Linked DNA regions of Homo sapiens: region 2 is linked to region 1. A link is a loop called in an ENCODE intact Hi-C map of the cell type or tissue named here. Cell type or tissue: K562. All regions are shown on one strand. Links, peaks and the distances in the headings refer to the core of each region. The heading gives the core; the rest is flanking DNA. Region 1 overlaps R3HCC1L (R3H domain and coiled-coil containing 1 like). Region 2 overlaps R3HCC1L (R3H domain and coiled-coil containing 1 like).

Region 1 (12,923 bases), core at 2,030-10,029:
ATCTATGCTGAAAACTAAAATACATTGATAAGACATCAAAAATCGAAAGAAAGATCATAAATGAGATGCCTCAATATTTAAGATATCAATTCTCCCCAAAATGATCTTTAGAATTAAATCAGAATCCAGAAGGACTTTCTACAGAAATTAAGAAGCTGATTTTAAAATGGATATGAAGAGGCATAGGAACTGGAATCGCCAAAGTAACTTTGAAAAGGGATGAAGATGGAGAACTCACACTACCTGATTTCAAGTTTACTATAAAGCTACAATAATCTCAGGTAAGTGTCACATTGGAGAAAGGGTAAACATTTAGATGTATGAAACGCAGTAAGAGTCCAGAAGAAGACTCACACATATATGAACAACTGATTTTCAAGAAATGTATAAAGGAAATTCTATGAAAAAAGAGAGTCTTTCCAAAAAATGGTGCCGAAACAAGTGGAAATTCATTTGCAACAAAAACTGTATCCATACCTCACACCACATATAAAAACTAACAAAATGAATCACAGATCTAAATGTAAACCTACAATTTTAACACTTCTATAAATAAATATAGAACAAAATCTTTGTGATTTTTGGTTTAGCAAAGGTTTCTTAGATACAACATCAAAAGCATGACCCATAAAATAAAATAATTTTTAAATCAATAAACTCGACTTTATCAAAATTCAAACTTCTGCTCTTCAAAGACATGTAAGAGAATTTTAAAAAGCCACAAACCACAAGAAAATATTTGCAAATCACATCTGATAACTTTCATCCAGAATCTCAAAACTCAGTGTCAAAAAAACAACAAAATAATTTAAGAATACTTCACCAAAGAAGATATAAGGATGGCAAAAAAGATGCTCAAAATCATTTATCATTAGAGAAATACAATTCCAGTTACACAACATCCTGGAAAATACAAAACTGTAGAGACAGAAAACATACCACTGGTTGCCAGAAGCTTGGGGTCAGGTAAGGGGCTGACTATAAAGTGACAAGGGAATTTTTTGGATGGATGGAACTGCTCTCTCTGCATTTTAATTGTGTGGGAGTTACACAACTGCATGTTTGTCAAAATTCACAAAATGTACTCTATGAAACGTGAAGTTTGCCATATATAATCTTAAGTTTTTTAATGAAAAAAATGACATCTCTTTAAAATTCCTGCTAAAATACAGCTGACAGCACTGACCCTTTAATTTCTGATTCTTGGCTTTAAAATATGCCTGTCTAGTAGCCAGGAAATAATCAGTATAGCCTTAATGAAGTTATCTGTAAGACTGACGGTTTCTTTCTTAAATCTTGAGGCCATAGTCTTTCCCAATTTAATTCTGCAGTCATTACTTAAAACTTCATTGACTTACTCAACTTTGCACGCGTTAACGATGAGAAACTTGGTCTCCTTTGACTGTCAACTCTATCATCTCTTCCATATATAACCGAACTACACAATCCTTTGCACTGCACTCGGGTAGATACAGAAAACTATATTTTTAATTTGAACGGTTTTATTTTGAACTACAGAGGAAAAGAGGGCTCCGAGAATGCCAAGGTAATCTGGCAATTCCAAATAACATTACGAACATCAATATGTAAGAATTTTTTCTAAAATACATTTTTTTCTAGACTTTCTCACTCAAAACCTTAGATTCACCAGAGCATACAATATATAAACTAGGCTTACCTTGCATTTAAGATTTTCCATGATTTGGTGTCAATCTACAATTTCAATAATACTTCTATCATTCTCAGACACAAAGTCTCCATTCTGGGCAGGATGGCCTCATTGTCTGCTCCTTCCAACTTCTGAAATGCCCTCCTTGATAATGTCTAACGCCCTCCTAAATGAGTTGTGTTTAAACTGAGACATCTCATTGTTGTTATATCACTCTCATTATATACTCCTTTATATTCTTATTCAACTGTTTCATTTATGAATGCCATCTCACACTCTACAAGTTTCTTGAGGGCAGATAGTATCTTTCATATGCTGCTTTTATCCCTGGGAATACAATAAATATTCACAGAAAAATTAATGTAAGAACTGATTTTAAATTACTTTAGATCTTATACTAATTTTAAATTAATTCAATAACTTCCTGGAAGTTTATTTTGTACTTTGAGAAACGGAGGCAACGGGCACTAGAATTTGTTCCCTGAGATCTCAGCCCAATTCATCTTCGTATCTCCAGAGCTGAATACAATGCCCGACACATGAAAAACATTAAAACACTTAAATAGTTAACTAAATTTCACTTTCTAAGGCCACAGAGTAAGAAATGGAATCCTGAAGTTCTAGTCCAATTCTCCCAAGATTGTATTAGTACTTTGAAATGTTCTCTAATTTCTCATATTTGTTCACATATTCTCCCTGAATATACTACAAGTATAGCAAACATAAAAGTTGTTCTATCTCCTCTTTTTAAAGCTCAAAAAGCAACCATTACAGTATTGAGTGCAGGCATAGCAGGTGGGCAATATTCCTATCAGATTTCTTAAAAAGCAACATACACGCAGCTCACAGACACTTCTCTGCCCCATGTAAAAACACGTTAGATACTCTTCCTATTGGGAAGATTTATTTTTCATCATCTTTGGCACAAGTTCTAGAATGCTATCTGCCAGGCCCCATGCCCCAATAAATATGCATCCACAAGCAATTATGGAGATAGATAGCTTATGGGGAGGGGGCACTATTTGGTCAGGTCCCAATGCTAACCTGTGGTTAGGGGGAAAAAAGAGTAGGGGGAGGGGTGTGGCCCTGTGATTAATCACTGCCCACTCTGCTTAGGGGTATTTATCACAGCCCGCTGTCAGGTAAATCACTGGAAAAACACCTCTTCAGTAATTAATGCGAAGTGACGGATGGACAGCCCCTGGGCCCATTAATCAGGAACATCAGCAGCCTACTGAGATTATGAATGTCAGGATGCATAAACTGCCGGTGGATCAATAGGCCCAGGAATTCATCCAAGGCTCTCATTTCCGAAGCATCTCCGGTACATTAGGCTCCCTCTACCCCTCCCCCAGTCTGAAGTGAAAAGCAAGGTTTCAGAACAAAGAGCAGGAGCTGAGGTCTAAAGTGATCAGTGAGAGAAAGCAGTCAAGGAAGCTGGCTATGGCTAGGGATGGTACCAGGACAGGCAACATGAGCACAGAGCTACACTAAGAGGCTCTCTCAGAAGGCTCAATGTTCCTGCAAAAGAACCAGGAAGACATGGTACACAACCAATTATTCAGAGCCTAACTGTCCATTTTAGGGATCATCCATTTTCTTGCTTCGAATTTTTTACCCATTTCCCCATCTACATTTTCTTTCCTTTCATATTAGCACCACCAAAGAGAGAAGAAAGAAATAAGAGAATGAAAATTCCATTTCTGCAACCTAACAATCTAGGTAAAAATTTTGATTTAAGAAAAACAAGAATTTATATAAAATGAAATCAGTAAATTACCTTTACCTCATCCCTAAGTACCACAATGACAGAATTACTGTAAGTACCCAGAGTGTTAAGCAAAAAAATTCCCCACCGAAAGGGTCTGCTCAACTTGTAAAATTTTTAGTCTGGAGCTGAAAGACTATTTCTGTCTACTTGTCATCCCAAGTTTAGTCAAATTTTGTATGGGAAGTAAGCTTGGGCTACAGCCTCATACTGAATACATACTAGGCTGGCAGTGACGGGAAGGAGACTGCACTTGCTGCCACATCCCGCCAAACCCCAGTGCTGTGCTTTGTGGTCAGACTCAGGCCAGGGCTGCAATTGTTGGTTAGAAAGTATTTCAGAGTTACGGCTGCCTGTTCCGCTAAATCTCATTTCATCCTACTGATGGATGGATGGACAGATGGCTGCCTGGTGAAAGCAGCATTATCAGCCAGCTTCTATGGAGCCTCCAGATGATGGATAGCCCTCTTTCTACTTTCTCCAAACCACCATCGATCCAAGCCATATTTCAGCGGTCAGAAGCCCAGTAATATTAAGACACACAATCAAGTTAAGTTACTTGCAGTGTAAACCTCTAGAACAGAAATCCTAACACCTCAGCTTTGCTGTCATGAACCACGCTAAAAATGTTACAGTTTCATTCTTTCTAGCTGCTAACCCAATGAATTCCAACAGCTCAAGCCCAAAGGGAATAGCTGGGCTCCATTCCTAGCAGCTACTTGAAAAGCTAGTTTGCCTGCCAAATTTTTTACTAGCCAGTTCATTTCTGTGAAATGAACTCTGCAGCAGTAGTGAGCGGATCTGTGAATACGTGTATATCCCGTGGAGTGTAAAGCTATTAGAATCATCAAACAACCTAGAGTTTGTCAGTGATATAATCACTAGCCTCAAACATGTGTAGAGCCTTAGACATACCAAATAGACCTTTTCTACCAACACCAAGGATAGCGATTAAAACTAGGACAGATTAAAATTATCTTTTGAACATAATCCTAAAATGTTGTTTCTACCCAGTCAGCCTGACTGGCTTCTACTCTCTTGCATACATATTAAACATAATAGTAAGTACTAATCCTTGCCTGCTTTCACAAGCACACTTCTGAGTCCATTTGCTCTATCACATTCTAGACACTCATCTCAGCTTGTCTACCGTGCCTTTCCTTGTTCCTTCCATCTTATCATCCTGAGCTCTCAGACAGCAACTTGGACTTGTATAATCGAATGTTGTGTCAAAGTTATTTCCACTGGTGTGGCTGGAAGAAATGGATTCTGACTCCAGCTTCATGACATAGGTTCCCAGAACCTACATGCTCTCTTTTGCTAAGCTTACTTATCCCCAAATGACTTCTTCTCATAATGTTTCACTATTAACTATACCCGAAATCAGCTTGGCCTGGCTCCTCCTAGTCTTGGCCCCTCTTGATTGAACCACTGCTATCCTGAGCCTATATTCACAGAGAATTAGTTTGTATTTGTTTATGGGGCCAAAAAAATGCCACGGTGGAGCAGTAACTGTCTTTCTATTTGATGTCATGATAGTTTACTTCTTTAATATCTATGCCTTAACAACATCTAGAGCTCTGTTTCTATCAAAAAAGAACATGCTATTGTTTAAAGATACTACTTTATTAAAGTGTTGTATTAAGAATAGCACTGCCCTTCAAATAAACATTAAAGAATTTTTACAGAGCCTTGGAATTAGACTTACCGAAAGGGATTGTATAGGTCAGAATTCAACATCCTAGTTTTTCAGATAAAGATACTGAGAATTCAAAATTGTAATGTCTGTGGTTACACAGATATTAAGTGGCAATGCAAGACTGGAACCTTGGTTACAATTATAAGGGCTGTGCTCACGCTACTATATTTCTCAGACATTCTGTTTTCATCCTTGGAATTTCAGAGAGAGTGAAGGCAATGAGGGTTAAGTGTTGTGTGCATGCCTATGTGTTTTGGGGAAGGAAGGTGGCCACAAATAATTAAGTGTGGTGACCTATATACTATTGTGCTTCCCATCAAGGTTGCCCATAGGTCATCTGAAAGCTATTCACTATCTTACAGAACAAAATTGGATGAATAGCTGACAATTAGATACCTCTATTCCTTTCTTCTCCTTTCTTTAGTATCTGCCCCAGCCCTACCCAGAAAGTTTTAGAAAGATAATAAGTGAAAGCAGAATCAGAGAGCAAGAGGCTCTATGACTTAACCTAAATGAACAGAGGGTCAATGTGTCCTCTTCATTTCCAAGAATGCCACATTCTGGTCAAATACAGAGCACAACTTCAATGACTGGACTTCACCCTCTGGTGGCCAAAATGTGTCACTACTACATTTCCCAGTTTCTAAGCCACCTGCATACCTATCTTCAAATCTTATAGCTGAAGCCAGGCACAGTGGCTCACGCAGGCAATCCCAGCACTCTGGGAAGCCGAGGTGGGAGTACTGCCTGAGGCCAGGAGTTCAAGACCAGCCTGGGCAACTTAGCAAGACTCTGTCTCTAAAAAATTAAAACAAGATAAAAAATTAGCTGGGAACGGTAGCACATACCTGTAACCCTCACTACTTGGAAGGCTGAGAGGGAGGGAGACTGCTTGAGCCCATGAATTTGAGGGTGCAGTGAACTATGATTGTGACACTGTACTCCAGCCTGGGTGACAGAGCAAGACCCAGTCTCAAAACAAACCAACAAAAAGCTTATAGCTGAAAAGAGCCTTTGAAAATCATCTGGTTGAGGGATTTATCTAAGACTATTAGAGTGGTAGTAACTAAGACCAGAACCCAGATTGTCTATCAACTAAACTAGCAGTTTTACCACCATTATAGCAGTATTATCAGTTTTCCACCGAGTATATGCTCACAATATATGCTGAGCAAAGTTTAATCAGGAAGTTAATTGTGCTGAAGAAATAATCACATAATGCACATCAAATCCAAATATATTATCCACACTAATACTCATTACCATTAAGGATAAATGATCAGGGTGATTTTTCCATCCCATTCCCCCAAAAATGTGCCTCATACACTGGACAAGACTTCTACTGTGACTATTCTTGGCACAAGAAAAAAACTTCAAACAATTCCCAAAAAAAAGCACTCACTCCAAAAAAAAAAAAAAAAAAAGGTTGTGTTAGGTGAGTAATAAGGAATGACAATTCTTCGAGCTGTTAGTTTTACATATTCCCTAAGCTCATATAAAGGCTGATTTATTTGCATTAAGCAAATACATTTTAGAATAACTAGTTTTGTACACTCATTTGCAAAGCTATCTTAAACCAAGACAAAGATTCTTATCTTTCATTTTAAAAAGTCTTTTTATAGTTTCTACTTAGTTAAGAAAGAACTATTAAGCCATGCCCAAGAGAACAATGACATATTTTTCAAAATCTGCCGCGATGAACCATGTCTAATTGTGTTTTCTGTTTCATTACAGTTTAGGCCCTACAAGCAAAAGTGAAGTAGTGGTAGAGCAGTGATTTAGTAGTAGTAGAGGAAGAGAAAGAAGAATAATCAGCTACCATTTACAGAGTGCTTACTACATGACAGGGACTGTGGTAAACATTGTATATACATTATCTCATTTGGTTCCAACTATAGTACTAAGAGATAGCTATGATTATCCCAATTTTATATAGGAGAAATCTGAAGCTTAAATAACTAAAGATCACACAACTTCTAAGTGTTGGTTAGGATTTCAAAGTCCCTGCACTTAACTACTAGACTAGACTGCCTGATATTCAGCAGAATGGTCTCACAATGATGCATTAGTTTCATAAATATTCACAATTTGCTTAGAATCCATGTAACTGCAAAACAACCAAAAAGAGTTCAAAGACTGCTGCCGTAAAAGGAGAAAACCAAGTAAGATAAGAATGAAAGATCTTTAATGCTTTCATGGCATGCCTATTTCCAATAACCTTCCAGACTTAAAAAGGCTGACAATAATTCACTGTTGTCTCTGAAACTTCCTCATTCACCTTGCCTCACCCTCAAAAGCCATATGGTAAAGAACCTCACCAGGTGTCAGGAGAGGAACACCCTCTCTTCTATTCCGCATAAGAATAATCTCTATACTTCTTCCTACCAACTCCTCCAAGCATTTGAAAATGCTGCCCTTCTCTACTTTCCTTCTCCAGAGGCACATTTCAACATGGGACCACCAACCAGTGAAACTGGTAACACAGTTCTCACCCTGGCAGAAGCTCAAAGTAGAATGTAGAGTATACGTTCAAATCTTGGGTCTAAAACAGAAGAAACCTGTACATCAAATACCAACTGCAGATGGTATTTTCAGATGCAATCTTAAACAGAATATAATACAGTATTTTAATATTAGTCTGCCTCTGCCTTGGACATTTATATTTACTGCCTCTGCCTCTCTGCCTGCAGCTGGACAAAGAATACAGCTTGCACAACTGGAAGAAACATTTCATGAAAAAACTGAGTATCAAGACAACAAAAGATACAAGATACATGATTCCAGTAGGATCTTGGAGGTCCCAAAATATATAAATAAACTGGCATGAAAAGGTCTTTCTCACGACATAACACAATTCATGCCCCCAGCTTATTTTATACTACACTGGCTATAGTCGTCATGCATCAGCACCAACTGATTTCACGCTTTATAGGCTGGGAAACAGTCCGCAGCTTAGTCTTTTTCACACTCCACTGACAAGGTAACCACACAGCTCACCGACTTAACTGCTCCAAGTTTAATGTTAGCACCTATTATTGACCACCTCAAAAGGCAGTCAGATAAAAGCTTTAATATACCGAACAATGGCAATATAATATGTAATACAAAGGTAGAGAGAAAAGTTTGCTTCCTACTCTGCATATGTAACTGGCGGTAGGGGGCAGGGAGAGAAGAAAAAAACTCCCTCTTAAAACTTCTTTCCCTCAATACACATCTGGAGGTTGGTCTGCTTCTACAGTTATTTGAAATTAGTTCCTCTCCTGGGTCTATTCTGGGTTTAACTGACATCCTATAGTTGACAATAAAGGAGCTCAAATGGATAAAGCTTTGGGGGCTTTACCTCAACCTTGACATGCATTAAACTTGATTTCTTTTCCTCTTTAAGATTCACAGAGTAAAGCTAATAAACCACTGGGTAAATTTTGAAAGTAGAAGCCACCAGACTCAATCTCAGCTAAGTGTCATATATGTTATCTCATTTTATCCCAACTACAATACTAAGAGGTAGCTATTATTATCCCAACTTTACAGATGAAAAATCTGAAACTTAAGTTACTTAAGATTACACAGTTTCCAAGTGCTGGATAGGATTTCAAAGTCCGTGGATTGGATTTCAAAGTCCCTGCATCTAACTACTACTGTAAGACTAAAACACATATCTTCTAAAAATTATGTTGGGGTAAAAATGCATAGCCCAGAATGCTAGTCTGGCTACAGCCAAAGGTTCATTGTAGCAAAGCTATTTATTTTGTATGTATGTTTGTAAAAATGCATAGCACAGAACAGTTTAATTTTTAAAATACCAAATCACAGTAACAACAAAAATGAATACTTATAAATGAGGTAGAGTCTGTCTGTTAGAGAAATAGCTACAGCTCCGTATCTATCACCTCCCTCCTTGGAGCTATACCAGCAGGTGTGAAATGTGCCTGGTGAGAAACTGAGAAACCAAAAGCAAGTTTCAGGCAAAGAAAACATTAACAAGTTAATAAATTTAAGAGTTTCTCTTCTATGCAGTTTCAAAGTTTATTCATTAGAGTTCCAAGAATAACAAATAATTACAATACAGTAAAATCTTCAAAGCAACGTTACTTTAAGGAACAGAATGCCTGTACACAGGGCTACAGAAGGCTTTCAAGAAGAATCATGTCCTGAACGAACATGGCTCAGGTATTTAAACTGAATTCTTATCTAGTATTCTTATGATACAAAGAGAAAGATAATTGTTAAAGATGGGTAAAAGCTAACAATAGGCAATGGCATTTTTTTTTTACCATCAAATACTTATTAAGTGCACATATTGTATTGACATCACTGCTGGGGTAGTAGAAATTATAAAGTAGGGGTCAGGCGCGGTGGCTCACGCCTGTAATCCCAGCACTTTGGGAGGCTGAGGTGGGCAGATCAGGAGGTCAGGAGATCGAGACCATCCTGGCTAACACGGTGAAACCCCATTTCTACTAAAAATACAAAAAATTAGCCAGGCATGGTGGCACGCACCTGTAGTCCCAGCTACTCGGGAGGCTGAGGCAGGAGAATCGCTTGAACCTGGGAGGCAGAAGTTGCAGTAAGCCGAGAGAGTAAAAATGAAGCTTCCCCTTAAGATGTCTCTACCTAATTGGAAAGATTGTTTTAATGTTGTTTTAAGGGAATATATGTCTCTAACTACCAAATAAAGAGAAAAGCAGTAAATGATAGAAACCAGAGGAGAAAAATATCACTAAGGGCTTGGAATGGGTGAGGAAAATGTCATAAAGTGGGTGGAACTGAGGCTAGGCCTTTAGAAACAGATTTAGAAGTTCAGACACAGAACTGAGGGGAGATATTACAAGTGGAAAGAATAGACTCAACATGTGAAGACGCAAAAAGTCAGAGTGTTATTTTGGAGACTTACAGAAACTGGTTGTCTTAGTTCATGCTGCTATAACAAAGTACCACAGACTGGGTGGCTTAAAAACAACAAAAATTTCTCACAATTCTAATAGCTAGAAGTCCAAGATCAGGGTGCCAGCATGGCCTGGTTCCGGAGCAGGCCCTCTTCCAGGTTGCAGTAGGTTGATTTCCCATTGTATTCTCATACAGCAGAAACAGAGCAAGCTAGCTCCCTGGCTTCTTCTTGGTTTGTTTGTTTGATTTTTGAGACAGAGTTTTCACTCTTGCTGCCCAGACTGCAGTGCAATGGTACAGTCCTAGCTCACTGCAACCTCCACCTCCGGGTTCAAGTGATTCTCCTGCCTCAGCTTCCCAAGCAGCTGGGATTACAGGCATGTGCCACCAGGCCAGCTAATTTTTTGTATTTAGTAGAGATGGGGTTTCACCATGTTGGTCAGGCTGGTTTCGAACTCCTGACCTCAGGTGAGCCACCCGCCTTGGCCTCCCAAAGTGCTGGGATTACAGGCATGAGCCATCGCACCTGGTCCCTGGCTTCTTCCTATAGGGGAAGCCATGTCATTCATGAGGGCTCCACCTTCATGACTAAATTACATCCCAAAGGCCCCACCTCCAACACCATCACATTGGGGACCAGATTTCAACATATGAGTTTAGGGGGAACACAAACATTCAGTCCCCAATATTAGTCTGGCTACAGCCAAAGGTTCATTGTAGCAAAGCTATTTACTTTGTATAACTATTCTCATACTGAAAGAAAGAACTGAACCATAACTTGCCCACATTAAATTCCACTCCACAATCCAAATAATATCCAGAAATTCTTGTCTTTGATGTCTGACAATGCTTGCTATAAAAACAGTAACAGCGGATAGCATACGTATCAAATCAATCCAATAAATAAATAACAAGATGTACATTTGTCTGAGATAAAGGCCTAGCCATTGTGGATCTAAATATGGTAACTGGCCTTACTACTACTATAATAATTCCTGGAAAAGATAAGCCCTATCCCCATTACCCTTACCTTTATAGTTTCATTTCCTGGTATGATGTGGTATTTCTAGTCTCCTCAAAAGTTTTAATTCCATCCAACCCATACTTTCATCAATAGAACATAGAACCTTACAGGGTTTTTTGTTATTTGATTTTTTGAGACAGAGTCTCATTCTGTCGCCCAGGCTGGAAGTGCACTGGCGCAATCTCAGCTCACTGCAACATCCGCCTGCCTGGCTCAAGCAAGGAATAGCTTGTCTCAGCCTCCAGAATAGCTGGGATTACAGGCGTACACCACCATGCCCAGCTAATATTTTATATTTATAGTAGAGACAGGGTTTCCCTGTGTTGGCCAGGCTGGTCTCGAACTCCTGGCCTCAAGTGATCTGCCCACCTGGGCCTCCCAAAGTGCTGGGATTACGGGGGTGAGCTGCCATGCCCAGGCAACTTTACAGTTTTGATGACAGAATCAATAACACCTTGAAAGGAAAGGTGAAATACACTATTTCCACCCCACCTTCTAGCTGTTTATTTCACAGCTGTATTAGCAGAACCCAACAACTAAAACACCTTCCATTCAAATTGCCCACAAAACTTAGAAACTGCTCTGCTCTTCTCTCACTTCTTCCCCTCCCCACCTCCTCTAACTTACACACAACCACCTCACTCTGCTGTCCATCTTCCCCAACTGCTGCCCAACAATTCACAGGCTGTCACAGATTGTCAGCACTGCATCTGGGGACTTGAGAAGTACTCTTGTGGGACAGCACAGTGTGTTAGTACAGCATTTTCCCAGACACAGTGTCACTCTTTATAGCCAGCTGCAAATTAGTTTCTTCTTAAAAAAAAAAATAATACTCCTAATAAGACAGGTACAAGGAGATTTCAAATAACCAAGATTAAAACTCACTTTGATTTGCTCTGAGATGTAGGCCTTTTCAGTCATCCACAATGAAATCCTATGCTTCTACTCACATGAGCCATGCAAAACATCCAGAAATACCTAAGACAGTATTCTGATGCTGACAAAAGCAAGAAGACTAAGAAAAAACAAATCTAAGGATAATCTTGTTCCTCTCTTTTTTCTGTGCCTATAGTTCCTCATCCCTGGATTCTATTTGAGACTAATTTGTTTGAACTCAGCTCTCAACATCAACATTTATTTCTCACTGTGTTTAGCTGCACAAAACTATTTAAGAGAAAATTCGGCAAATCACCATTATCATGTCATAGTTTCCATCCAATTTTTGCAATGTGCGTCAGCAGCACATGAGTATATTTATCTTCTGACGGTTGCTGTGACCAACCCTCTGGTTACCCCTAAAGCTATCACCCTGCACATCGGCTGGCCCATCGTCACTGGCTACACAGGAGAGTCAGAAGCTGGAATATACTCAAAAGATCATCATTAGATGTGAGTAAGAAAGCCTCTCACAAAACAGCAGGTCATATCAACTTACTAAATCTTCCTTGAAAAAAAAATTTTTTTAACTGACAACAAATACTTATAGGGTAATATTTAAAAGTTAAAATCAGCTATCTTTTTTCATTTCTAAGTTATTTAATAACATTATTCATTCTGTTTTATAATACTTTACTATTTAAATGACCATCTATTCTTCCTGAATCAGTTAATCAAACCCTTAAAATAACACTGCATCTTTGCTGCTCACTATATGAATTACAGGGAAGCCAGGACTTGACAAGAAGGATGTTAACTCTCAGCTGTTACAGTGGAAAGAGACAGAGCAAAGCTAGTGATCCAACTTTGAAAACGAATCCCAATATTTAAACAGCCCCTGTTCTCCTCTCTACTACAAACAATAAAATTAAGACAGATAGTAAATAGAAGTAAGAAAATCTTCAAAAGACCCTATACCTTTCAGGAAACTGCCATTTTC
Region 2 (12,923 bases), core at 2,366-10,365, 66 kb before region 1:
GCAAAAAACAGTGGTCTGCAAATTGCAAAATGAAGGCTGGTAGAGAATGCCCTGGAACTGAGGCAGGCCTTGAACTGCACTGGGGTTCTCTAGGAGACAGCACAAAGGATAACTGGTTTGTCTAATGGATTCCAGAATTTCTTAGGAAGGCAGCATGGTCTTGATTCTTACAAACATGGAGAAGTTAGGAGGAGATCTAAAGGCAATGGATGAAAGCAATCAAAATCTGGTTCTACATCCCAAGGAAAAATGAAGAAACCAGAAAAGTAAATTATTAGAACTCCAATTTTTCAATAAGGTGTGAAACTTAAATCTTTAAGAGTAATATGAGAAGAGATTCGAGAGCAGTAGAAAAATATAACAGGCCCATAACACACAATTCCAAAATCAAAACAATTCTGAAAACAAAGTTATTGCTTTCTTTAAAGCTTGGGGCCAAAATTAATCGATGGAGGCAAATCTAACTTGAAAGGATACGAAGCTATTTATAGTCTTTACATATCCCATTTAGTGTGAACAGTCACACACTCTGCTGCAGAAATATTAATGTGTCTGATTTTGGCGTTATAAGACAGATACCATATTACCTTTCTAAAATCTGGAAAGTTCAGAATTCTGAACCTTTTTTTTTGGAGATGGAGTCTCGCTCTGTCACCCAGGGTGGAGTGCAGTGGTGTGATCTTGGCTTACTGCAACCTCCGCCTCCCAGGTTCAAGCAATTCTCATGCCTCAGTCTCCTGAGTAGCTCTTGAGTAACAGGCACATGCCACCATGCCTGGCTAATTTTTTTGTATATGTAGTAGAGACAGAGTTTCGCCATGCTAGCCAGAATGGTCTTGAACTCCTGAGCTCAGGTAATCTGCCCACCTCGGCCTCCCAAAGTGCTGGGATGACAGGCGTGAGCCACTGTGCCCGGCCTGAAACATTTCCTAACACTTTCTAATAAAAGTAAATAGATTCTAATGGTAAGCCATATGAAAAAACTAGTAAGAGTAGGAAGACAAATTGAGAAGCACAAAGAAATAGTGAAAATGTGAGGTGTAAATTTAGAAATACAAGAACATGAATAGAATAGAGAAATGTAGGTCAGGATAGGAAATAATAATTTCTTTATTTTAAAGATGAGGAAACAGAAGCTCAGAGAGCTGAAATGACTTGCCTAAGGTTACACAGCCAGTGAAAGAACTGAATCTGGGACCCAGATCCTTAATTCTTCACCAGCACACTTTCTACTATCCTGACATCTGAAAATATCTACAAGGGAAAAAAATATGAAAAAAATTGTATAAACAGAAAGACAAAGAAACATGTCCCTTTATTAAAGAGAAAGGAAAGCAGATAATAGCTGATAAACTGCATGAAACAAAGCTCCTACTAACTTGACCTCCAACAATTAAAAGAATAAAGAGAAAGCCCAACAGTAGACACAAGGGCAAGGAATTAAGAAAAAATAGAAAATTCAGCACAAAATGATTGACCTAAAACATTCACATTGGCTGGCCCTGAAAACTTTCATTCTCCAATATAATAAATCAATCAACAGAAATGACTATATTAAATGAGTTGCCTGCAATCACGGTGCAGTCAAGACTTTACATAAGAGAATGTAAAGCGTTGAAGATTGTAAAAGGGCCAGTTTGGTGTCATGTTTTAAAAAAAGCAGAGAGAGGATGTAAATTAAAGACTTTCAAAATTTATTCTAGATCTATGAAAAATAATCACAAAATCTACTGTAGTCACATACAGAACAATAGACAACATGCTTTGTGAAGAACGCGTCTGGTCAAACGAATCTTATTCCCTTCTTTTAGAGTGACGGACATAGTAGATCAAGGAGAAGTAATCTAAATAACCTCTTAATTTTAGCAAAGTTTTAGATTTTAAGTTTACTAAATATTTATATGATCATAATATATGGAAAAATACAGTCTGAATCCCATAAGGGGGCATTTAACTCTAGAGAGTAGAATAATTATCAATGTATTAAGTGTTAACACAAGGAACCATGTACTATTTATTTTAGCAACAGCTGGTGACCTGGTCAGTTAGTTAGTCCTAGTTAACATTTTCATCTCTGATCTAGGCAAAGGTATTAGGTTTATTAAACAGCAATTGACACCAAAAAATGAGTAAACGCTACATCACAGAAAAAAAGTCACATTAAAATGAAAAAAAAAAAAAAATGTGGTTAGAAATGAACTTCAGACATCAGGGGAGAAAAAACGCCAAGAAAATACCCTAAGACCTAGATTATGAATCAGCAATGCCACACTGCCCTTTAAGGCAGAATAATGGAAAGTCTAAAGAAGGTTTTCAGAAGGTATGAACTGTGATTAAATTTATTACTATCTTATAGAGATGGTTTGAAGTTCTTTGTGATTTAATTAATCAAACTAGGTGAGCGGGCTACTGTTTACTTACTTTGCCTTTCAGGCTTGTGACCCAAAAGATGGCCTTTCAGAACCAGCCAATTAATCACCTACCTTCAAGAATAAAATGAAAATAAATTAAAATAAAATTGTAGCAGGCTTTGAAAATGAGAAGATAGCTTATTCTGAGAGGTAACGATATCTAAGTCCAGTTTTAGGTGGGAATCAAATATCTGGATGAGTGGAACATGGGAAAATTTTATATACATTCCTGAGTTTGGTCTTTATTTTGTTTTTTATTTTTTTGAGATGGAGTCTTGCTCAGTTGCCCAGGCTGGAGTATGGTGGTGCAATCTCGGCTCACCGCAACCTCCGCCTCTCAGGTTCAAGCGATTCTCCTGCCTCAGCCTGCTGAGTAGCTGGGACTACAGGTGCGCGCCACCATGCCCGGCTAATTTTTCTATTTTTAGTAGAGACAGGGTTTCACCATGTTGGCCAGGCTGGACTCAAACACCTGACCTCAGATGATCCGCCCACTTTGGCATCCCAAAATGCTGGGATTACAGGAGTGAGCCACCATGCCTGGCCCTGAGTTTGGTCTTTAAAATGTGGTTTTAGGCTGGGCACAGTGGCTCAGGTCTGTAACTCCAGCACTTTAGGAGGCCAAGGCAGGAGATCACTTGAGTCCAAGAGTTTGAGACTAGCCTAGGCAACACAGAGAGACCCCATCACTACTAAAAGGAAAAAATTAGCCAGCATGGTGGCACATGCCTGTAGTCCCAGCTACTCAGGAGGCTGAGGTGGAAGGATTCCTTATGCCTGGGACGTTGAGGCTGCAGAGAGCTGTGATCGTGCCACTGCACTCCAGCCTGGGTGACAAAGTGAGACCCTGTCTCAATAAATAAATAAATAATCAAAGTAGAGTGAAAAATATAGCAGAAAAGTACTTAAAACTCAAAATCACAAATTCAAAATTCTTAATTAGGAAGGTTTCACATTCTGGGTTTTATAAAGAAAAACATGGAGGACTTAGCATTCAGAGTAGAGTCAAGATTTACAAAGAAAAATTAGAGTAACCAATGTCATCCATGTATTTGGTCAATGAACATGTACTGAGTATCTTTTTATGTACCAGGCACTGTTGCTAGACAGCAGAAGTCTTCAAGCGGGAGAAAGAAAGGCTGGGAGATTATTATACCATATTATAACAGGATGATATATAGATTTCAATTCCCATGCTAATTCTGATAAATTGGCAATGGTCATGTCAAAACTCACCAAGAAAGAATGTCATGACTGATTTAACAATATCTGCCACTTGTAATGGATGGAGAGTAGCAGTATATAATACGTATTTGTCATTACAAGCTCATATTATAATGAACATTAAATTCTTAACAGTCATATCAATAATCATATCCTGAATTTGTAAAGCACTTTTCCAAACATTTTTACATATGTTAACTTATTCTGTGCTCAAAAAATTCTCCATGATTAGGTAGGCTGAGGAGTACTTTCGCTTTGCTGGAAACCAGGGGGCACAGAGAAGTATAACTGACTTGCCCATGGCCACGCAGCTAGTTAATGGCAAAAGCTCTATTAGAGCCCAGATTTCCTCATTTCTAAACAATCTGCCCCTAATCTTTAGCGTTAAAGTTGTTAGAACAAAATAGTATGCAGATATTCTCTATTTCTACTAAGGAAAAAACAAGAGGACACTGGTTTAAACTATCATGCAGATTTAAGTTAGACCTAAGGAAGATTTTTCTGACAGTGAAAAGCTGCTAACCATTGGTACAGATAACAAAGAAGCTTGTCATATTTTGTTCCTGGAGACTTTAAAAAATGTTTTATGTAAGTTTTTTTTTCTGGGAGAAAATGTCAATAACTGCAAAAGTCCTTTAAGGGGGATTACAGTATTACAGAAGAAGCATGGGTTTTAATCAGCGGTACCTAGATTCAGATGCCTTCTCTTTCAGTTTACCAGCTGGGTGACCTTAGGCCAGTTTAACTTCTCTGGGTCAGCTCTAAACTCAAGATGGTATCACTGGTCACAGAGTTATCATAATGCAATATCATCATAACCTGTAAGTTATGATGGAGTTTCCTTCCTGTCCTTTTAATCAACAAAAACCATTTATGGTTTTTAATCTTAAAATCTTCAGAACTGAAGTGAGAGGAAAAACAACTGCTTAAAATACCTAAAAGAGGAACATATTTTCTTCCCTACTCAAGGCAGATTATCTTCACTAGACTGTAAGGCTTAAGGAGAGGAACAAAATCTTGCCATCTTTCTAATTCTCCTAAACAGGGAACACAGTGCTCTGCACAGGGCAGGTGCTCAGTGAATGCCAAATGGAGCTAACAGATGATTACAGGAATTTTAAAATAAAAAGAGTAATGACAAAAATATGCACTGAAATCTGTGCTGGATTCACCATATAATGATATTTCTATTATTACTAACAAAAACAACAGCAGCTAACACTTACCATATAACTCATTATAGGCCTATAGAAACAGGAGCAAGAGAGTACCTATGGTTTTTTGAAGATGACTAAGTATCCTTCATGGATTAACTTGCTTGAGCTCTGTTTAAGGATGAGAAAACAGGCCTCCAGAAAGTAAGTAAGTTACTTACCTACCCTCTCAAGGTCACACAGACAGTAAATGGCAGACCTAAGATGTGGACCCAGGAAGTGAGATTCCAGAGTCTAATACCTAAAACAGTAAAGTTTCCACTGAAAAAAAATATTTAAAGCCTGGGCTCCATGCAGGCAAGCATATAAGTATCTGCCCAACACAGAAAGATGCCAGAAAGAAATACATCAGGAAATCTTCCAGATGCATTTCCTCAGATATAAAGAATGGTAGCACGCTGGAGCATAATAAAGAGTCCTCATAATCCATACAGCCTCAGCACCAATAGGTAGGAGAAACTTATCACAGTGGGTCTCTATTCACAAATAAAGGCCTTCTTTAGAAAAGCAATAGAGTACCCGCTTAGTCAACAGAATCATTTTTAATTGCATCACTGAAATGTCCTTTGCATAGCCAGACATTTAAAACAAATACTTCAAGTGGAGCTGCATGCTGATGCACCTAGAGAAAGAAAAGGGAATACTCAAGATGATATCCACGCAAAACCACTGCTGCAGGATCTGTAGAGATACAGGTGATATACACCCACAGAGAAGCATGATAACATGGCAAAGGGAGTCATATCCCCTTTTATAGATATCACTGTTATCACACAGAAATCATTTTCTTCAGAGACAACCAATTAACAAAGGGTTAAGGACACTGTACATTCATCTTTAATCTAGTTCTGTTATTGCCATCTATAAAAACCCAAGGAATCCGGTTATGTTTCTATAGTCTGTAGGAGGCCTTTGAGTAAACAATGATTGGAAAACATGGAAACTGCCTCATTATAATCATTAAAGTTTCAAAAATTAGTTGGGTTCAACTCTGAAACTCTAGCACCTGCCATGACACACTCTGTCACTGGTTATCTGGCCAGTGCAGCTGGGAGTCCGCAAGCTGCCTGCTATCACTAAAGCAGAGAGGACAGGACGTATTAATGGCCTTGTTAGACCAGCAATAAACAAGGAGTTTGAAACTTCAATTCGTTTAATGGAAAAATGAAGTTACTTTTCGGTAAGTGGAATTTTCAGAATAAATTGCCTTCACAGATTCCAGGAATTGTGGGCTAAGGCAATGAGACTGTCTAAAGCCTGAAGGTTGATAAAAAGTACTTAAGTGCCACACCAGAGTCCCAAGCCTTTACATACAATTCAACAGCCTGTAGAGGAGAGAGAGATTTTAACTTCAGCTCCAAACTATAAGAAAGAAAAACTCTGCTTGTGGATCAGGGGAAATATTTTTCTGAGAACTCTTGGATACTGGAAAATAATCAGAAGACAGGTAAATCTAGATGTACTCTAATGGAGCCACTCAGGACTGTCTTAAAAAGACAAAAATACCTCCTACAGTTGTTATCATCAACGTCAGTTGCTGGCTTTTCCTAAATTTGTCTTCTACCTCAGATCTAAACCATTTGATAACATTAGGGCAATATCATGGCAATCGTGGCCCAGTAAAACCATAGCAAATGTTTTCTCCCTAGGACACTATCTGTTTTCACAGGAAAATTTTTCTCATAGAAAAACTGTAGGAAAAGCCATGGATGAGCTGAGAAGACCAAACCTATCTCTTGGAAAACAACAGTAGGAGCGTGGATTAGAATGTCTTGGTGCGTGAAACAGGCAGACAATCCTGAAACATCTTCTCCTGGACGTAAGGCATGAAAATTTCTATACACTTAGGAGGCTTCTAGGAAACAGAAACGACAAAAATGGAATGGGCTTCATTCATTTTTTTTTAAACACATGCCTTACAGTGAGTTCTGAAGGGCCTAGAGAAGAACACCACCCTTTCAGCTCACCTCTGGCTTCTTGCAGTTTCTTGAGCTCTGCTTCTCGTTCGGTTTTGCTCTGCTTACTTCGAACCCCAAGGGCACTGATGACTAACCTTCTGGCTAGGGCTGCTGAAGTCTCAGGACGCTCCTTTGCTGGCTGGAGGAACTCTGAATCGAAGAAAGGAAGGGAGTAGGAAGGAGTCAAGAAGAGAGAGCACTCTAGCTTCAAGTGATTTAACTCAGTAATTAACATACAAAATAGACTAACAAGGGCTGCATCAGCAGTAATTAATACAAGTCTGATAGATGATGATCAGAGGAAATTAACATGGCAAAGCACAAACAACCCTGGCTTCATTATCTGCATTAACAAAGTATCTTACAGTGACTCTATCAGGCAGCTAAACACAGAGGTAAACTAGGTAGGGATGTCATCAGAAACTGATTGCTGCATTGCCTGCAGTTAGTTCTCACACACTCCAAGTGGCTGCTCAGATGCCATATTTCCAACATGGTCATTTCCCTTTTATTTATTTTTTCTTAAAAACATATTTCTTTTAACACTAAAAATAAAAGTGATATGTCTTTAGATGTCTGGATGCTATAAAACTTCTGGAAAGAACAATAATACCACCATCAGCAAGAAAAAAACCCAGAGATTATAGACTCACCAGCATAAGCTCTAGCTTTGGCCTTGGCTGCTCTTGTGGCCTGTGACAAGGGACGAATCTTCACCATGGTGTGTTTAATACCCAACGCATCACGAGCTGCAAAGAGGAATAAAAGGAAGCAGAAGACATGAAGTAGAGTGATGCAAAGGAAAAACTAGGGATAGCTCTTAGTATTTCCTAGATGTTATGCTTTTTTTTCAAAGCAAGCAAAAGAGACAGATCTAAAGATCAACGTGGCAGTAATTATTTTAGATCAGGTATCAGCAAACTATGGCTCCATGACCAAATCCAGCCAACCACCTGTTTTTATATTTATTTACAAAGTAATTTTATTATTTTACTGAAGCAGAGCCATGCCCATTTGGTTTGTATATTGTCTATGGCTGCTTTCTTGCTCCAACAGCAGAGTTAAGTAGTGACAGAGACCTGATGCTCCACAAAGCCTAAAATATTGTATTTACTGTTTGGTCCTTTATAGAATAATTTTGCAGATCCATATTCTAGGTGGTTCAGATAGGAACTAACGTTTCAATATCTCTATTTTCTTTGAATGCCTCTGCATCAGATCTATCATGAGGCCAATGGTATATGTAAGAAGGCCCAATCATATATTCAGAGGGTATGTATTATAATTTCTCACTAGACAGGTTAAAGGGCTAATTAAATTCACTTGTCTAGGATGGAAAAAAAAAATCACCAATATTTTAAGAGCCCCATTGGATTCTTCAATCTCTACCTTAATCTGTTTACGTACTATCATGACAGACAGTTATGTGTACAAATAACCTTGGAAGGTGTTGACTCTATCTCTCCAAATACCACTGGACTAAGGTGAAAGGTGAGAATGGGTACCAAAGTACCTTACCTCAAAAAAACCACTAACTGCCCTATTACCTACACTGGCTGAATAAGATGCCAACTTGCTCAAATAGAAGGGAAATAGAAAAAGTAGCATGAGAAAATGAACAATAAGAAAGGAAGATTGAAAGCCACTGGGTGAATACCTGTAATTGGACTGGAGAATACTCCTAGGGCATGTGTATCATCCACCCATTTAATATCAAATCCTTTCTTTCTGCAACACAAAAAAACAATTTTATTTCCTAAAATAAAATTTACTTTTATGAAACATCTCACAAATAGAATCTCATAAAGCATTTCACAAGATAGAAACACTCAACGAGTGCACAGGTGGAATGGGGATAATGACACAGAAAACAGTTTGGAGGACAGAAGAAGCCATTGAATTTTAAAAGCAATAATACCATCATAAACAAGTACCCAGGAGTATTTTACGTTCTCAGCCATTTTATAGACATCAACTAATTAATCCTCACAAGTCCCTTGGGGATGTAAAGTATTTAATGCACTATTTACAAGAGATGTTCTTATGGGCAGGGAATGAGAAGAAATGGAAAGAGGAAGCAGAGGAGGGGTAGAATATAAGAGGAGTAGGTAGGCAGGGAAGGTCACCTGGATTTAATGCAAATGTAAACTCTGTCCTTGAGGACAGAGACAGAAAGAGAAGAGAATGGGGTAGGGGAGATTATACTGAAGATGTTATTCAATTTTTTTAAAAAAGTCAAGTAACGGGGAAAAAAGGGGGCAACTATAATCAGAGAGGCTGATCTATTCTTCACTTGTTGCAGAAGGGAGGTTAAAAAAATAAGAAAAAATTAGAAAGAATTATGTGGCAAAGTCAGAAAAATTAAGGATGAAAGGAATCATGATAAGAGAAATATCAGACCAGATTAGAAAGCATCAAAAGAATGAACATTTAAGTACTAGAAAAACACTTTTATTTTGGAGAACAACTACCTAGTGAGCACAAGGAATGTCAGGATGATGACATAACAGTTATATTTTTCAGCTAAGAGCTTAAAAATGCTCATGGACTCAGGGTTCTGCCACCTTGAGACCCTGGGCAAGTTTAACCTCTCTTGAAGCTAGGTCGGCTCCTCTGTAAAAATGAAGAAAGTATGTTCCCCACAGAGTTGTTGTGAAAATGGAAATGAGATCATCCATGACAAGGCAAAGAAGATGGTGTTGAGCACTTCATGGGCATCTAATAAATTAATGGTGTTCATTACTTTTATTATTAATAGCAATGTTCATCAATATTAATATTTTCATTTTTATAAATCACAGATGGGTTCTAGAGGGCCTTTTATACTTCAAAATTTCATAATCCTTTAAAATTTTTCTCTTTGGGGAATGTTTTTGAATTTGATAGAAACATGGTCCTGCAGGTGAGATTATCAAGAAACAAAGCAAAGGGAAGTAAATAGTTTGTAAGAGTTAATTGATCTTCAAGAAATTCTAGACATCAACAAAATGATCCTTAGTTTTAAGAATCATCATTATTTATGACAGTCTAAGGTAGTTCTAACAGGATTTGATCCCTCTGACTGCTTTTAAAAAATCTATTATGAATTTTATGTTGAACAGGTTCTGATACTAGATTTTAACCTAATTCTAGTAAGTAAGACTGACCTACACACTATACATTTAAAGTTTATGGCAGAGATTAACTGTCATCCAGGATCCATTCACCCTTTCTTTCTGTTAGTTATAGAACTGATGCTCCCCACCGAATTAAGTTTAACTGATTAAACAAGTACATGGCTGCTAGTTTTGCCTGTTCTAGAACTTCATATGAAAACAGAACACTTCTTTTTATAAATAAAGTTTTAGTTTACAGCCATGCTCATTTATGTATTGTTTTTGCTTGCTTCTGTTTAACAATGGCAGAGTTGTCTAAAATATTTACTTATCCTTTAAGAAAAAGTTAAGGGCTATACCCTGACTTATATAGAATCTTACACATTCAAGGTGAATTTTAAATTTAAATTTGTTATATCACACTACAGACCTGGTTCATTTTAAATATCAGGACTGAAACATTAAAGTATAATTCTTCTTGATACTGACTTTCTTCCAGACCCTGAAAATCTTCTTAATAACTTTCTTTCTGGATTATCATCTCTTTATTCCTGAAGCTTATTTTTTTCTTATAAGCTAAATATACAAAGGTATCTACTTCTAACTCTTTTAACTTCTCCTATATAAGTATCAGCTATACACATACCAAGGGTTAGTGCAAGTGTTCTCAAACCCACATATATCAGTGTGAGTTGATATTTTCACCATGGAATTAAATAAAATTAAACCAATGAAACAGGAGCAGAGCGTAAAAAAGAAGAGTTATTTTGTCTATAAAAACTTAGTTGAGGCCAGGCGTGGTAACTCACACTTGTAATCCCAGCACTTTGGGAGGCTGAAGTAGGCGGATGGCTTAAGTGCAGGAGTTTGAGACTAACCTGGGCAACATGGTGAAACCCTGTCTCTACAAAAAAATACAAAAATTAGCCAGGCATGGTGACACACACCTGTGGTCCCAGCTACTTGGGAGGCTAAGCTGGGAGGATTGCTTGAGCCCAGGAAGTCGAGGCTGCAGTGACCCCAAAAGAAGGCAAGAAAGAAAAAGATAGGACAAATAAACACATAAAGATGGCAGGCAATCTGACAATACATCCAAATATATCAACAATTACAATATGTATTAATGGACTAAATGCACCATGAAGTCATCACTGATGACAGTCTTCTTAAATGCTAAAATGGGGGCTAGAAAGGCTACCTGACATTTTTAAGGAACTTAGAACAGTAGTTTAATATAGAAAATTTCTACTGGACCTGGAAAAGACAATAAACCAGCCTGATGCTAAAATATGAAAAACGGGATATAAAAAACAAGAGATGATTTCTCAGAAAACATTTTTTAAAGACTTCATCTCACCCTCCCTAACATCCACAATCATTTGCATACTCACTGATAACTGCAGAAAACCCGTAGAAGGTCTTCAGTATGAAATTCTTGGGGAAAGTCATAAATTTCAATGACATGTGGGAATTCACAATCACTGAGGTCAATATCAGGAACTTCATGATTGTAGTAATCAGATCTAGGTTCCTGGATGCTCTCTCTGCTCTTGGTATTCCCTGATAACTAGAAAGGAAGAAGCACGTTAAGTGCCGGTTACATTAAACCTGGTTATTGTAAAATATATTCCTATATATAAACAATCCTCCTCCCTTTCTCTACATGTTCCCATTCCTCAACCTTTGGCATAGTCTCTGTATTAATTCTACTCACAGATACAATAATGATCAGGTGCTTATCGCCCAGTTTATACTATACATATGGAACTGTTGAAAAAGTGTTGAAATTCCAGCAGACAGGCAATGCATGAAACTCAACTTGCATCTCTAACCAGCACACGAGAAAACACAGACTGAATACTGTTGTGAGTTATAAATGGCACATCTTGGAAAATGAAGCTTAGATAATAGCTGAAGAGATTAATTAATAATATTTGTTTTAATTGAGCTTACTGACCAGGCTCATAGTTTCTTTTCTGGAAGTGAACAAAAATGAAAAAAAGTTTTTAAATAAAATTCAAAAAAACTTTTTTACTTCACTTTTTGTTGAATGTATTAAAGGGTGAGGAGACAGCTTACAAAGGCATTTGTTAAGACAAATTAAGTGGTACAAGTAGTTATACTTAATGTCCTTAGCATGAGACCTACCTTAAGGAATGTGCATATAGCAGGCTAGTGAAGGAATTAATAAAAGAGGTAACAAATTAAAATTCTACCGTCCTATAAAAAAAGCTGAACTTCACACTGGAAGCAAAAGAAACAAAACGGGAAAGTGGAAAGCGGCAGCAAAGCCATGACAGTCATTCTGTCATTCACCTGTTATAAAACCTAGACACTGTTTGCGTAGAGGGAAATTTATAGCACTAAATGCCCATAAGAGAAAGCAGGAAAGATCTAAAATTGACACCCTAACATCACAATTAAAAGAACTAGAGAAGCAAGAACAAACACATTCAAAAGCTAGCAGAAGGCAAGAAATAACTAAGATCAGAGCAGAACTGAAGGAGACAGAGACACAAAAAACCCTTCAAAAAAATCAATGAATCCAGGAGCTGGTTTTCTGAAAAGATCAACAAAATTGATAGACCACTAGCAAGATTAACAAAGAAGAGAGAAGAATCAAATAGACGCAAAAAAAATGATAAAGGGGATATCACCACCGATCCCACAGAAATACAAACTACCATCAGAGAATACTATAAACACCTCTACGCAAATAAACTGGAAAATCTAGAAGAAATGGATAAATTCCTCGACACATACACTCTCCCAAGACTAAACCAGGAAGAAGTTGAATCTCTGAATAGACCAATAACAGGATCTGAAATTGAGGCAATAATTAATAGCTTACCAACCAAAAAAAGTCCAGGACCAGACGGATTCACAGCTGAATTCTACCAGAGGTACAAGGAGGAGCTGATACCATTCCTTCTGAAACTATTCCAATCAATAGAAAAAGAGGGAATCCTCCATAACTCATTTTATGAGGCCAGCATCATCCTGATACCAAAGCCTGGCAGA

The links. A loop is a pair of places that touch in the nucleus more often than their neighbours do. Peaks named below come from ENCODE experiments on the same cell type or tissue, not always from the same donor. Only the 100,000 strongest peaks of a DNase experiment are listed, where the experiment ranks them.
Region 2: a loop joins it to region 1, with 3.0 times the contacts of the local background. A loop is called at or near these places in 3 of 110 quality-filtered maps.

Annotation. Positions count from the first base shown.
Region 1 is chr10:98,163,522-98,176,444 of GRCh38, reverse strand. All of the region lies in intron 4 of R3HCC1L (R3H domain and coiled-coil containing 1 like), which reads right to left. Among named protein-coding and RNA genes, the nearest start is that of R3HCC1L, 35 kb to the right of the region's middle. RefSeq lists enhancers at 2,677-3,178, 5,794-5,843. In K562, for the core only: a CTCF peak has its summit at 5,742 (motif pointing left); a DNase peak (open chromatin) is centred at 5,734.
Region 2 is chr10:98,230,058-98,242,980 of GRCh38, reverse strand. R3HCC1L (R3H domain and coiled-coil containing 1 like) reads right to left here. Exons shown (of 10, transcript NM_001351015.2): 6 at 11,294-11,469; 7 at 8,465-8,535; 8 at 7,461-7,556; 9 at 6,817-6,957. Among named protein-coding and RNA genes, the nearest start is that of LOXL4, 32 kb to the left of the region's middle. In K562, for the core only: no CTCF peak of the experiment used is centred there; a DNase peak (open chromatin) is centred at 5,900.